2 separate regions of the Homo sapiens genome follow, and region 1 is linked to region 2. A link is a contact called in ENCODE Hi-C data. All regions are on one chromosome and are shown on one strand. Each heading gives the region's core, a stretch centred on a gene start or an enhancer-like site at or near the end of the contact. The rest is flanking DNA. Distances are from core to core; before and after follow the strand shown.

Region 1 (5,847 bases), core at 2,420-4,919, 92 kb after region 2:
AAGAATGTATATTCTGTTGATTTGGGGTGGAGAGTTCTGTAGATGTCTATTAGGTCCGCTTGGTGCAGAGCTGAGTTCAATTCCTGGATATCCTTGTTAACTTTCTGTCTCGTTGATCTGTCTAATGTTGACAGTGGGGTGTTAAAATCTCCCATTATTATTGTGTGGGAGTGTAAGTCTCTTTGTAGGTCTCTAAGGACTTGCTCGATGAATCTGGGTGCTCCTGTATTGGGTGCATATATATATTTAGGATAGTTAGCTCTTGTTGTTGAATTGATCCCTTTAGCATTATGTAATGGCCTTCTTTGTCTCTTTTGATCTCTGTTGGTTTAAAGTCTGTTTTATCAGAGACTGGGATTGCAACCCCTGCCTTTTTGTTTTCCATTTGCTCGGGAGATCTTCCTCCATCCCTTTATTTTGAGCCTATGTGTGTCTCTGAACGTGAGATGGGTTTCCTGAATACAGCACACTGCTGGATCTTGACTCTTTATCCAATTTGCCAGTCTGTGTCTTTTAATTGGAGCATTTAGCCCATTTACATTTAAGGTTAATATTGTTATGTGTGAATTTGATCCTGTCATTATGATGCTAGCTGGTTATTTTGCTTGTTAGTTGATGCAGTTTCTTCCTAGCCTCGATGGTCTTTACAATTTGGCATGTTTTTGCAGTGGCTGGTACCAGTTGTTCCTTTCCAAGTTTAGTGCTTCCTTCTGGAGCTCTTTTAGGGCAGGCCTGGTGGTGACAAAATCTCTCAGCATTTTCTTGTCTGTAAAGGATTTTATTTCTCCTTCACTTATGAAGCTTAGTTTGGCTGGATATGAAATTCTGGGTTGAAAATTCTTTTCCGTAAGAATGTCAAATATTGGCCCCCACTCTCTTCTGGCTTGTAGAGTTTCTGCCGAGACTTCCGCTGTTAGTCTGATGCGCTTCCCTTTGTGGGTAACCCGACCTTTCTCTCTGGTTGCCCTTAACATTTGTTCCTTCATTTCAACTTTGGTGAATCTGACACATATGTGTCTTGGAGTTGCTCTTCTCAAGGAGTATCTTTGTGGCATTCTCTGTATTTCCTGAATTTGAATGTTGGCCTGCCTTGCTAGATTGGGGAAGTTCTCCTAGATAATATCCTGCAGAGTGTTTTCCAACTTGGTTCCATTCTCCCTGTCACTTTCAGGTACACCGATCAGATATAGATTTGGTCTTTTCACATAGTCCCATATTTCTTGGAGGCTTTGTTCATTTCTTTTTATTCTTTTTTCTCTAAACTTCTCTTCTCACTTCATTTCATTCATTTGATCTTCCATCACTGATACCCTTTCTTCCAGTTGATCAAATTGGCTACTGAGACTTATGCATTCGTCACGTAGTTCTCATGCCTTGGTTTTCAGCTCCATCAGGTCCTTTAAGGACTTCTCTGCATTGGTTATTCTTGTTAGCCATTTGTCTAATTTTTTTTCAAGGTTTTTAACTTCTTTGCCATGGGTTCGAACTTCCTCCTTTAGTTTGGAGTAGTTTGATGTTGATGCTTGATTGCATTAAATTTTTCCTTTTGTTGGTCTTAGACTCTCATGACTTAAGAAAGTTCAAGATGGACATCTGAAAGGGCAGAGGAAGGACATCTAAAGAATCCAAGCAAAAACCAGAACTAAGGCCTCAGACATATTGCCCCAGTAGAGCCAATATGACTGACTGCTCCTTAGCTATTCAAGTCATCCCAGCTTAGTCATCCCCATTGTGGTCTGACAAAATTCCTAATTCACAGAATTGTGAGTTTTAAAAGAAGTGATTGTTGTTTTAATTCACTAACTTTTGGGATAGAATGGATAATTGAAACAGGAAATTTGGTCAAGGATTAAAAATGCCTAACATGTTTAATTTGAGTTCCTGAAGAAGAGAAGGGATAAAATGGGACAGAAGCAGTATTTGAAGGTATATTGGCAAAACAATGATGTAAACCACCACCAAGACACAGATTTAAAAATTGCTGTGACTTCAAGATGATCAATGAAAAATAAGACATACATAGGCACATTATTGTAAAACTGCTAAGTACAAAGGCAAAAATAGTTTCTTAGAAGCAGACAGAAAACAAAGGCATGCTACCTAAAAAGAAACAAGAATAACTTTGATATCTGTCTTTCTAACCAAAATGATGGAAGCATAAAATAACAGAATGGTGTCTTGAGATAAAACAAAAACTCTATCAACCTAGAATTCCATATAAAATGAAAATACCCTTTAAAAATTAAGATAAAATAAAGACATTTTTAGGTAAAAAAAAAAAAAGTCTAGAAGACTGATTCAGTAGCAGGCTTAGCTTACAGCAAAAAACTTAACAGAAAAGTCTGTCAAGAAGAATAACATAACCCCAGATAGAAGGGCAGACATTGAAAAGGGTGAATATTTTGAAAATTTTAAACGTTTATTTTTTTTTAAGAGACAAATTCTTGCTCTATTGCTCAGGCTCAAGTGCAATGGCACAGTGATAGCTCACCAATCCTCAAATTAGTGAGCTCAAGCAATCCTCCTGCCTCAGCCTCCTGAGCAGCTGGGACTATAGGTGCCCACCAGTACACATGGCTAATTTTTTTATTTCATATTTTTTTTGTAGAGATGGGGCCTGGCTATGTTGCCCTGGCTAATCTTGAACTCCTGTCCTCAAGCAACCCTCCCACTGTGGCCTCCCAAAGCACTGGGAAAATGTCTATTGACTATATATTAAGCAGTAATAATGCTGCCTTGTGGTGTTTAAAATAAATGTAGGATTAAATTACAAGAAAACAATAGTACAAAAGGTTGGAGGAGAATAAATGACAATTAAAGTGATACAAGGTTTTGCACTGTCTAGAAAAGGAAAATAGTACTAATTTATATAGACTCTGATAAGTCAAAGATACATATGGTAATTTCTAATACCACCAGAAAGTTGATAGAGAAAATTATACTAAACATATTATTGAAGGAGGGAAATTAAATAATACAATTTATTTGATTATTTTGGTGGAAGGCAAGAAAGAAGACATAAAGAACAGAAAGCAGATTAAACAAAATATTACAAAGTATTATGGTAGATTTGAGCCCAAATATGTTGAAACTACTAGAAAAAAATACTCCAATTTGAAAACAAAGACTGTGAACTGATTCAAAATCAAAACCCAGTTATATGCTGTTTATAATGAATGTACCTTAAATATGAGAAAAGAGGCAGGCTGAAAATAAAGAGTAGAGATCATTATGCAAATACTACTCATTTTTAAAAAGCTGATGTAGTTATATTATTATCTAATAAACTAGGATTCAGGAAATAATGAGGGAATTTTATAGTAATAAAAGAAGTGACAAGAGTCACATCTTGAATGATGTCATGAGGAGCTCAGAGGATCCTTTGCCCAGTGAAACAACTGTAACTGGTGAAAATTAGTAAGTTTTAACAAAGGAAAAACAATGACACAAATCTATAATTTTTGGAAAATGTCTAAGGGCATCCAGCAAATGGAGACATATATATTTAAGAAAATCTTCTAAATCTTATTAAGAACAGTAAAAATAGGTGGCATTTGAACTAAAGACGTGCTCCCTTCCCCCGCTCTCCAGCTGAGCATGACAGAAGCTCTACTCCAGCCAAGAGGAGTTGCAGCCAAGAACACAGAGCTTGCATTCCTCCCAGCTCCCAGTCAAGGGCCGTGGTATCTTCTCAGAAAGGACAGGCTGACAGCATTTCTCATTACCACCCCCAGATCTGTGTTGCAGAAGCTCTATTCCAAGCAAGAGCAGCTGAAAAGTCTGGGGCTCCCTTCTTCCATCCACCCCCATTCACAGGGCAGAAGCTCTACCCCAGGTGTGACTGGGTAATAATATTGAACCCTATTGTTAGAAGACAGGATCTTGTAAGGAAACAATTAGAATTAATAAATGAGCACAGTAATGTTCAAGATGTAAGACAAATGTGCAAAACCAATTGTATTTCTATACACTAGCAATTAACAATCTGAAAAAGAAATTAAGGATATAATTCCATTTATGACAGCTTCAAAAGCTATAAATACTTAGAAATGAAATTAACAAAAGAAGTGCAAAACTTGTACTCTGAAAACTGCAAAACATTGATGAAAGAAATTTGAGAAGACTTAAATATTACAACCTATGTTCATGGGTTGGAAGATTTATTATTTTAAGGTGTTAATACTCCACAAATTTATCTACACAATTAATGCAATACTTATCAAAATTACAGATAGCTGACTTTTTTTTCAGAAATTGATAAGTTGATTCTAAAATTCATATAGAGTGCAAGAGAACCAGGATAGCCAAAACAAGCTTTATAAAAAAAGAACAAAATTGGAGGATTTACAGTTCCCGATTGTAGAACCTACTTCAAAGCTACAAAAACCAAGACAATGTGGTATTAGCATTTGGATAGACATATAGATCAATGTAAAAGAATGGAAAGTACAAAAGTAAATCCTGACATTTGCTGTCAACTAATTTTTTGACAAAGTTTCAACATAATTTAATTGCAAGAAAAAGTTTTTTCAATAAGTACTGGGATAACTGGATACCCATATGTAAAGAATGAAATTGGATGCCTTCCTTATACTGTACACAAAAATTAACTTCAAATAAATTATAGACCTAAATGTAAGAGCTAAACTAAAATTATGTACCTAAATGTAAGAGCTAAACGAAAGATCTCATAGAAGAAAACATAGGAACATATCTTTATGATATACCTTCATGGCAAAGCCTTCTTAGATATGACACCAAGTGCACACACCAAAAAATGCATATGAATTCAACTTCATGAAAATTAAAAGCACTTTGCACTTTAAAGGACATTATGAAGCATCTGAGAAGACAACCCACAGAATAAGGGAAATTATTTGCAAATCATATATATCCAATATATATATGTATCTTGTATTTATAAAGAATCCACACAAACCAATAATAAAAAGGGAAATAACCCAATTAAAAATGAGCAAAGGCTCTGATTAGACATTTATCCAAAGAATATACAAATGGCAAATAAGCACAAACAGTTTGGCAGTTTCCTAGAGTGTTAAACATGGAGTTATTATAATACCCAGCAATTTCACTCCTAGTAATATACCCAGACAAAAACATATACCCACATAAAACTTGTACACAAATGTTTATAGCAGTATTATTCATATAGCATAAAAGTAGAATTAAGTAAAATGTCTACTAATTGAAGGATGTATATAAAAATGAATATCCATAAGATGAATGGCTGTTTGGTAATAAAAAAGGAAGAAAATACTACTATATGTCCCAACATAAATGAATCTTGAAATATATACTAAGTTTAAAAACCTGGTAAAAAAAAAAATCACATATTGTATGATTCCATTTATATAAAATGTCCGAATCTATGCAGAAAATATTAGAATAGTAGTTGCTTATGCTGGAGGTTAGGGTAGCAGAACAAAGAGTTACCACAAATGTCAGTGGGTTTAAAATATTTTAAAATTGATTGTAGTAACATTTTGCAATTATGTAAATATACTAAAATCCATTTTAGTTTACATTTTAAAAGGATGAATTGTGTGATATGTAAATTATAGCCTAAATAAGGCTGGCAAAAAATGAATAAATAAGAACCAATTTACCAGAAAAATGTTAATACTAAATGTGTATAATCTAAAATAAAGCCTCAAAATATGTAAAGGAAAAGTTAACAAATTTTAAAGGAGAAATAAATTTCACAATCATGATGACAAACAATGTAACCCTCTAAGTAACTATTAGAGCAAACAAATAAAAAGTAAAAATAAAAAAGTTGACTTATTAATTGATCCAACTGACATGTACACACCACTGTAGCCAGCA
Region 2 (6,308 bases), core at 1,264-3,763:
TGTGATCTTGGGCAATTTACTTAATACCTCTAAGCTCTTCAGTTTTGTTATCTTTAAAATGGAGTTTGGAGAACTTACGCATAAACAGAACACTCAAAAAATTTTAGCTATGCTATGGATATTCCAAATATGATGAAGCAATATGTTAGATATTACATTAAAACATTACTATCAAATAGATTTTAGGGGTAAATTTTCAAAAATAATTGTTCAGATCTTTTGGTAATAGAGACCACAGAAAGAGCCAAAAAGCTTTTACAAATTATCCTAATGAAGGGAAAGAAGGGAAAAGGGAGGCAACTTTTGAAAAATGAAGTTATTGCTTTCTCAGTCCTTTCCAATTCAGTCACTGGGAGCTGACAATAAAAACAATATTGATTCCTCATTTTTAGTGAAACCTACCCAATAGAAATCCTTCAGGGCTTGCTATTTTTCTGAGAGAAACCCTGCCTTAGCACTATTGCCTTTTCCGGAAAGGATCTGGCAGAAAACAATATTCTGCCTGGAATTCGCAACATTTCTTCCTTTGTGAAAACAAACAAACAGTAAGTTCATTTCCTCCCAAATCTTCTCAGGATTCTTTCTCCTGGTTTACCTCCTAGAAATCAATTTCTTATGACTTTCTTCACTCACTTTCATAAAAGAGATCAGGCAGATACTCTAAAAGGTGAAAATTAAACATTTCAGGGACAATCTGATGTCATTTTGATTTTTTATGATTAAGTCTGATAGGATTTAATCGAATTCTCAATAATTATTTCTGGCAAGTGATTCTATAAGTGATTAAGTAATTCTCATTATTTTTACTTCTCTGTATTTTCTAATTTCCCTACAATAGATATTTAGTACTCATGAAAGAAAACACATAAAAGTTAAAAAGTATGGTGATCTTAAAGTTGCAGTCAAATATTTGTGGCCATTCTAATCAAATCGCCTTTATGGGGTCTGCTCTTGACTATACTACTTCATTTAATTCTTCCAATCACATCTACTCATCTTGACTGTTTTATCACTGAGGAACCAAAGCCCAGAGATTTTAATAAATGAATCGAATTATCACAGCTAGGAGAGGCAACACCATTATTGAACTGACAGCCTTATTTTTTAAAACACCCTGCAAGTAGGTAAAAAGCAGGAATGTAAACTCAGGTCTATCTGATCAAGTTTTATATTATTAATCACTGTTATTTCCTCAGATGTCTTCCTGAAGTAAAAAACTCAGAATCTGACCAATGTGATTTCTTTTTGTAGCCACGGTTCTACAGTTAAACTGAAGAAAAAAATTAGTTTTCTCTCTGTCAATTGAATGGCTAGTTGTTTTTTTGTTTTGTTTTTGTTTTTCTGACAGTCTTGCTCTATTGCCCGGGCTGGATTGCAGTGGAGTGATCTCGGCTCATTGCAACCTCTACCTTCCAGGTTCAAATGATTCTCCCGCCTCAGCCTTTCAAGTAGCTAGGACTACAGTTGTGTGCCACCATGCCCGGCTACTTTTTGTATTTTTAGTAGAGATGGGGTTTCACCATGTTGGCCAGGCTGGTCTTGAACTCCTGACCTCAAGTGATCTGCCCGCCTCGGCCTCCCAAAGTGTTGGGATTACAGGAGTGAGCCACTGCACCCAGGCTTTTTTTTTTTTTTTTTTTTTTTCCCAAAACAGATGAATTTTCTGAGAGAAGGCCCTCAGCTACATCTAGACTCTACTGAAATGGCCCATTCGGAACCCAGAACATCTATAAGAGTATCTTTGCTTGGAAACTTATAAGAAAGTTCTCAAAATACTAAAGACAAGACACTATGAGGGAAATGAAGGAAAGTTATCATACAGACAGAGGCATTAATTGAACCCCAAGATGAGGCCAGTTAATACAAAAACGAAAGAACTTAAATTCAATACACATTTTCCATTAGCACGTAACTAAAAAAAAAGACTTACAGTAACTTTTAGTATTGCCTGGTATTCTACATTTTTGTAGGCGGAACTTAAAACTCTTAATTTTCACTGAGTTACAATTTAATGACCATTAAGTACCTTCTAAGCCAGAAACATTTTGACTTCCTTTAAGTTTTAAAAACTTCTCCCCCAGACCTTTCCCTACTTTGCTTGTGTTTCCCCTCCTCAGACTTTAGTCTTGCTTTGCTTATTATTATTTTTTTAATCTTCTATTTAGTTTTTTGCAGTTCAGGGTAAGAGACAAGGTATTACTTCTCTCTTGTGGGGTTCCAGCACCAAGGCTGATCTTAATTGAATGGCTCAGAGAATGAATCTGAGGGAAGCAACTATGAACCAATCCAACTGCAAAGGAACAGATTATGAAATTAGTCATGTGCTTTTAAAGCAGTCCCATGTTTCAGTTTTGGAAAGCTGGACTTAAAAATGTAACTAAAATCAATGACTAGGAATGAATGGGGGAAGAATAATGTCTTACCTGTTCTATGTTCATCATATTAAGTTTCAAACATACCATCTCCAGCCACAATTTCAAGCAAAATTAGTTTGAGAATGAGACATTCAGGAGACAGGGGAATTGACAAAGAAGGGAGAACCAAACTCATTGGGTCAAACTATACGGAGATGGCCAGAGAGGACCTGTTGCCAATTTGATAAGTGATCTCATTCCACTCTGAAGCCCATCAGAGTTCTGAGCAGAGAGATGCTGGATCTCATTATTATTTATTCTTGACCTGCAGCCAAAAAAACCCTCTGAACTGAATATCCAGCTTTGCATCTAAGGCATTTCAGTGTCTCCAATGTGGTAAAGGAAAACACTTTTTCTTTCCTGTTGCTATGTATATTGGCAAATATCCTATCCAAAGAATTGTGCTCCAAGAACTCTGGAAACACCTGCCAGCAGAAAACTTGGGAGCTTTGTTTAAACAAGTATACCTGCCAACTTTCCAGTGCTGTTGATTTTGCAGGACTGAACAACGTGGACTATTTTAAAACTACTTATGGATAACAGGAACTGGGCCATGGAGATGAGGCACGGAATGTGCCTAGAATCATGTTTATCTTTTTATTTTTTAGTATTGTGTAGTCTGAGCCTTGTGCAAGAAAACTGCAGTGTTAATCTCCCTTCAGCACTGGGTCCACCATGTGGCTGTGAACAGGAAGAATGCTTGGGCGTGAATTCAAGGTATTTGGCAAAATAGGGTTTCCAAGAAACCCTGTGGAAATATAAAGCTCCAGGCTCTGTGACATGTACTGGCATTAACAAATGTCCCTTAGGTTCTCAAGGGCATTTAGATTCCTTTTGTAATTTCTTCATAGCATTGTAATCAATGAATCAGCTCAAACACTCTTGAGTCTTAGTGAGCAATTCCAAATCTGAGTCCTAATTGGACATGATTATAATAAACAGTTCTACTCTAATTTCCTTCCATCAAAATTAACTACTGTAGGTAATTGTCCAATAGGCAAGATGTTTTCTTGAGGTATTAAATAAAGGCATTTGGATATATAAATCTTAATGGTTGGCATAAAAGATGCCATGCTCAAGGCAATAAGGCTTAGTGGTATTTGTTTTTAACTCAACAGCTAGTATATGGTTGTTTGAAAGTAACTGAACTGAGGTCATTGGAGGAGGTGGAAGGACACCAACCTCCCATCTTACAGACCATAAGGTGGTCCCACTGAACTTCAGCTGTTTCCATGGCTGAGCAGCATGGTGATGTTTTGTGGATGGGAAAGATGCTGCTACTCCAAAGGTGTATCAATCTGAAGATGCTAGCCTACTTCATGTGGTTGGAAGGAAGGATGTTGAAAACCTCTTTATCAGCTGGGTGTGGTGGCCCATGCGTGTAATCCCAGCGCTTCGGAAGGCCCAGGCAGGTGGATCACCAGAGGTCAGGAGTTTGAGACCAGCCTGTCCAACATAGTGAAACCCTGCCTGTACTAAAAATGCAAAAAAAATTAGCCAGTTATGGTGGCACGTGACTGTAATCCCAGCTACTCAGGAGGCTGAGGCAGGAGAATCGCTTGAACCTGGGAGGCAGAGGTTGCAGTAGGCCAAGATCGCACCACTACACTCCATCCTGGGTGACAGAGTGAGACTCCGTCTCAAAAAAAGGAGAAGAAAACCTCTTTATCAATGTGTTCTTCTGGCCTGCTATGAAAGTCCTACCATTTTGAGTTTTTCCTTTGGATTAAGGCTCTGTAGGAGTCACTTTGCTTCTTAGTTCCTCAGTTGCCTCCTCCATACTGTTAGGGAATTAGTTTATGTATCATTTAGTGATCACTGCAATAACACTATGTAATAAACCACCTCTGAAACTCAGGAACTTAAAATAATAATTATTTGTCCTCATAGAGCTGTGTGTTGTTTGGGGAGGCTCAGTTTCAGGCCATGGTGGCTGGGGTGGCTTTGTTTTACATTGAGGGTCCACTGGTCAATTTTGGACAACCTGCCATTGGCTAAGGCAAGTCACATGACCAATCCCTAAGCCAAGGAGTGTGGAAATATGCCTCATTCATGAGTATTTAGTACCAAGCAGTGTGAAAATATACTTCATTTATGAAGTTACTATGGCAAGGGTGTGATATAGGGAGGAGTAAAAAATTGGGGTCACTAAATCAACCTAACACAGACTAGTTAAGTGGATTCTAAATATTGGGGTCCTTGTAGCTATAACAGAGATTTCTCAAATACACTATGTTACAGAATCCTAAAATTTTAAAAATGTAAAGACAGAACCATTTTGCAGGTCCACTAGGGAACTCCTAAAGCATTGTAAGTATCATGTGGGAAGCCTGTAAAAATCTGGGTCTTCTGTAGCAGAACTGAGACGGATGGTCTAGGAAACACCATTTTAAATAACATTTCAAGTTATTCTGATGAGAGCTTGGTGGAGCTTGAATTCTCCAGGATCCTAGGATTCTAAGCTGCACCTCTATTTTGACAGCACATGTGGTTATCAAGTACCAGCACCGTTTTACTGAGTCAGGTTACATATGCTAGCTGAAATAAATTACTCTTCCTATGCCAGTTGACACATTTTGGCAGGGACCTCTTATCCACAAGCCAATACAAATAAAGTGGGTAAAAGCAGGAAAAGGGAGCAATGGTATCTTGTCAAGTTTTGAATACTAATATCTCACTTTTATTTACAACAATAATAGTTGACAATAAAGTCAAGTTCTGATTCTAAGCATTATTTCCAGAAAGTTAGAGTTAATATGCAGTTACTGTAGGCCAGGAAAACCTTAAGCAAAACTTCAGTCATTGGATATATCATTCAGGGTTATACCAGATAAAAAGAATTGGTAGGATATCTATCTACCTATCTGTCTATCTATCTATCTTATCTATCTGTGCAAGGAATTGTCTTTTATGATTGTGGAGGCTGGTGACAAGTCTGAAATCCGCAGGGTAGACCATTGGGAAGGGCAGGCTTGAAGTTAGGCAGAAGTTGATGCTACAGTCCACAGGAAGAATTTCTTCCTTGTCAAGAAAAGCTCACCTGTGCTTTCAAGGACTTTCAGTGGACAGAGTCAGGGTCAAGCACATTAGAGATGATAGTCTCCTTTACTTAAAAGTAACTAATTATATATGCTATTCATATTTACAAAACACATTCACAGCAACACCTAGATTAGTGTTTGATTGAATCACTGGTGCAACAGCATTGACAAATTGGCACATAGAACTGACCATCATCATATCTGAGGATTTCTCTTCTTGTTTTGGGTGTTACATTTGTGTGTTACCTGTATCCTTATTTAACATTTTTTTAAACTAACTTAGTTTTTGAATTTCAGCCTTCTCATAAGCAATAGTAACTATTAAACTATTCATTTCATGTGTTAGTTATATAAATCATAAAAACAATAAAATTAGTTATATCTATTAAAATAGTTTGTCCATATACTACCTTAAATAATTTACCACACCCTCTTGGAAATACTAGACTAATTTATTAAATTAATCGCTAGATAGTTGGGTCGAAGAGCTTGCTAGAAAGAAGCAATTTTAATAAGGAAAGAGAAAGTCTAAAGCCAGGAGCTCAACCTGGGCAGGGCAAAATCCAAAAAGATGCTTTCTGTTACAGAAAGCCCAGGGGAACCTGGGATTGGGAGTGCTACACACCTATGGTGAAAATGACACAGGGAGGAGTGTTTAAAGCTGTCTGAAAGTTTCATAGAGTTTTGAGGAATGACTTTAGCCACTTACATTACAACTTTCAGGAAGGCTATACTGCAAAGAACTTAAAATAGTTGAGTTCATCAAGCCAAAGACAAAGAAGGCGAGAAAGAAATTATCTTTGCCCTTAAGACCCTTATAGTCTAATAGAAAAGAGCAATATCAAAATATGAT

Evidence for each region. A loop is a pair of places that touch in the nucleus more often than their neighbours do. Pooled maps may share reads with other maps.
Region 1: a loop to region 2 is called in a map of heart right ventricle, with 2.9 times the contacts of the local background. The contact joins the enhancer-like site here to the promoter of LINC01985 in region 2. A Hi-C loop is called at or near these places in 3 of 168 maps with a recorded cell type or tissue (aorta, heart right ventricle and posterior cingulate gyrus) and 3 of 50 pooled maps.

Annotation. Positions count from the first base shown.
Region 1 is chr3:30,424,318-30,430,164 of GRCh38, reverse strand. The region is part of intron 4 of LOC101927995 (a long non-coding RNA gene); the gene reads right to left. The region is part of intron 3 of LOC105377013 (a long non-coding RNA gene); the gene reads left to right. Among named protein-coding and RNA genes, the nearest start is that of LINC01985, 92 kb to the left of the region's middle. Within about 2 kb of position 3,669, at least 6 of the 41 ENCODE cell types and tissues checked have a DNase peak (open chromatin) inside an H3K27ac peak, as active enhancers do; they include heart right ventricle, where a contact is called at or near this core.
Region 2 is chr3:30,515,073-30,521,380 of GRCh38, reverse strand. LINC01985 (long intergenic non-protein coding RNA 1985) reads right to left here and starts at 2,513. Exons shown (of 3, transcript NR_147054.1): 1 at 2,424-2,513.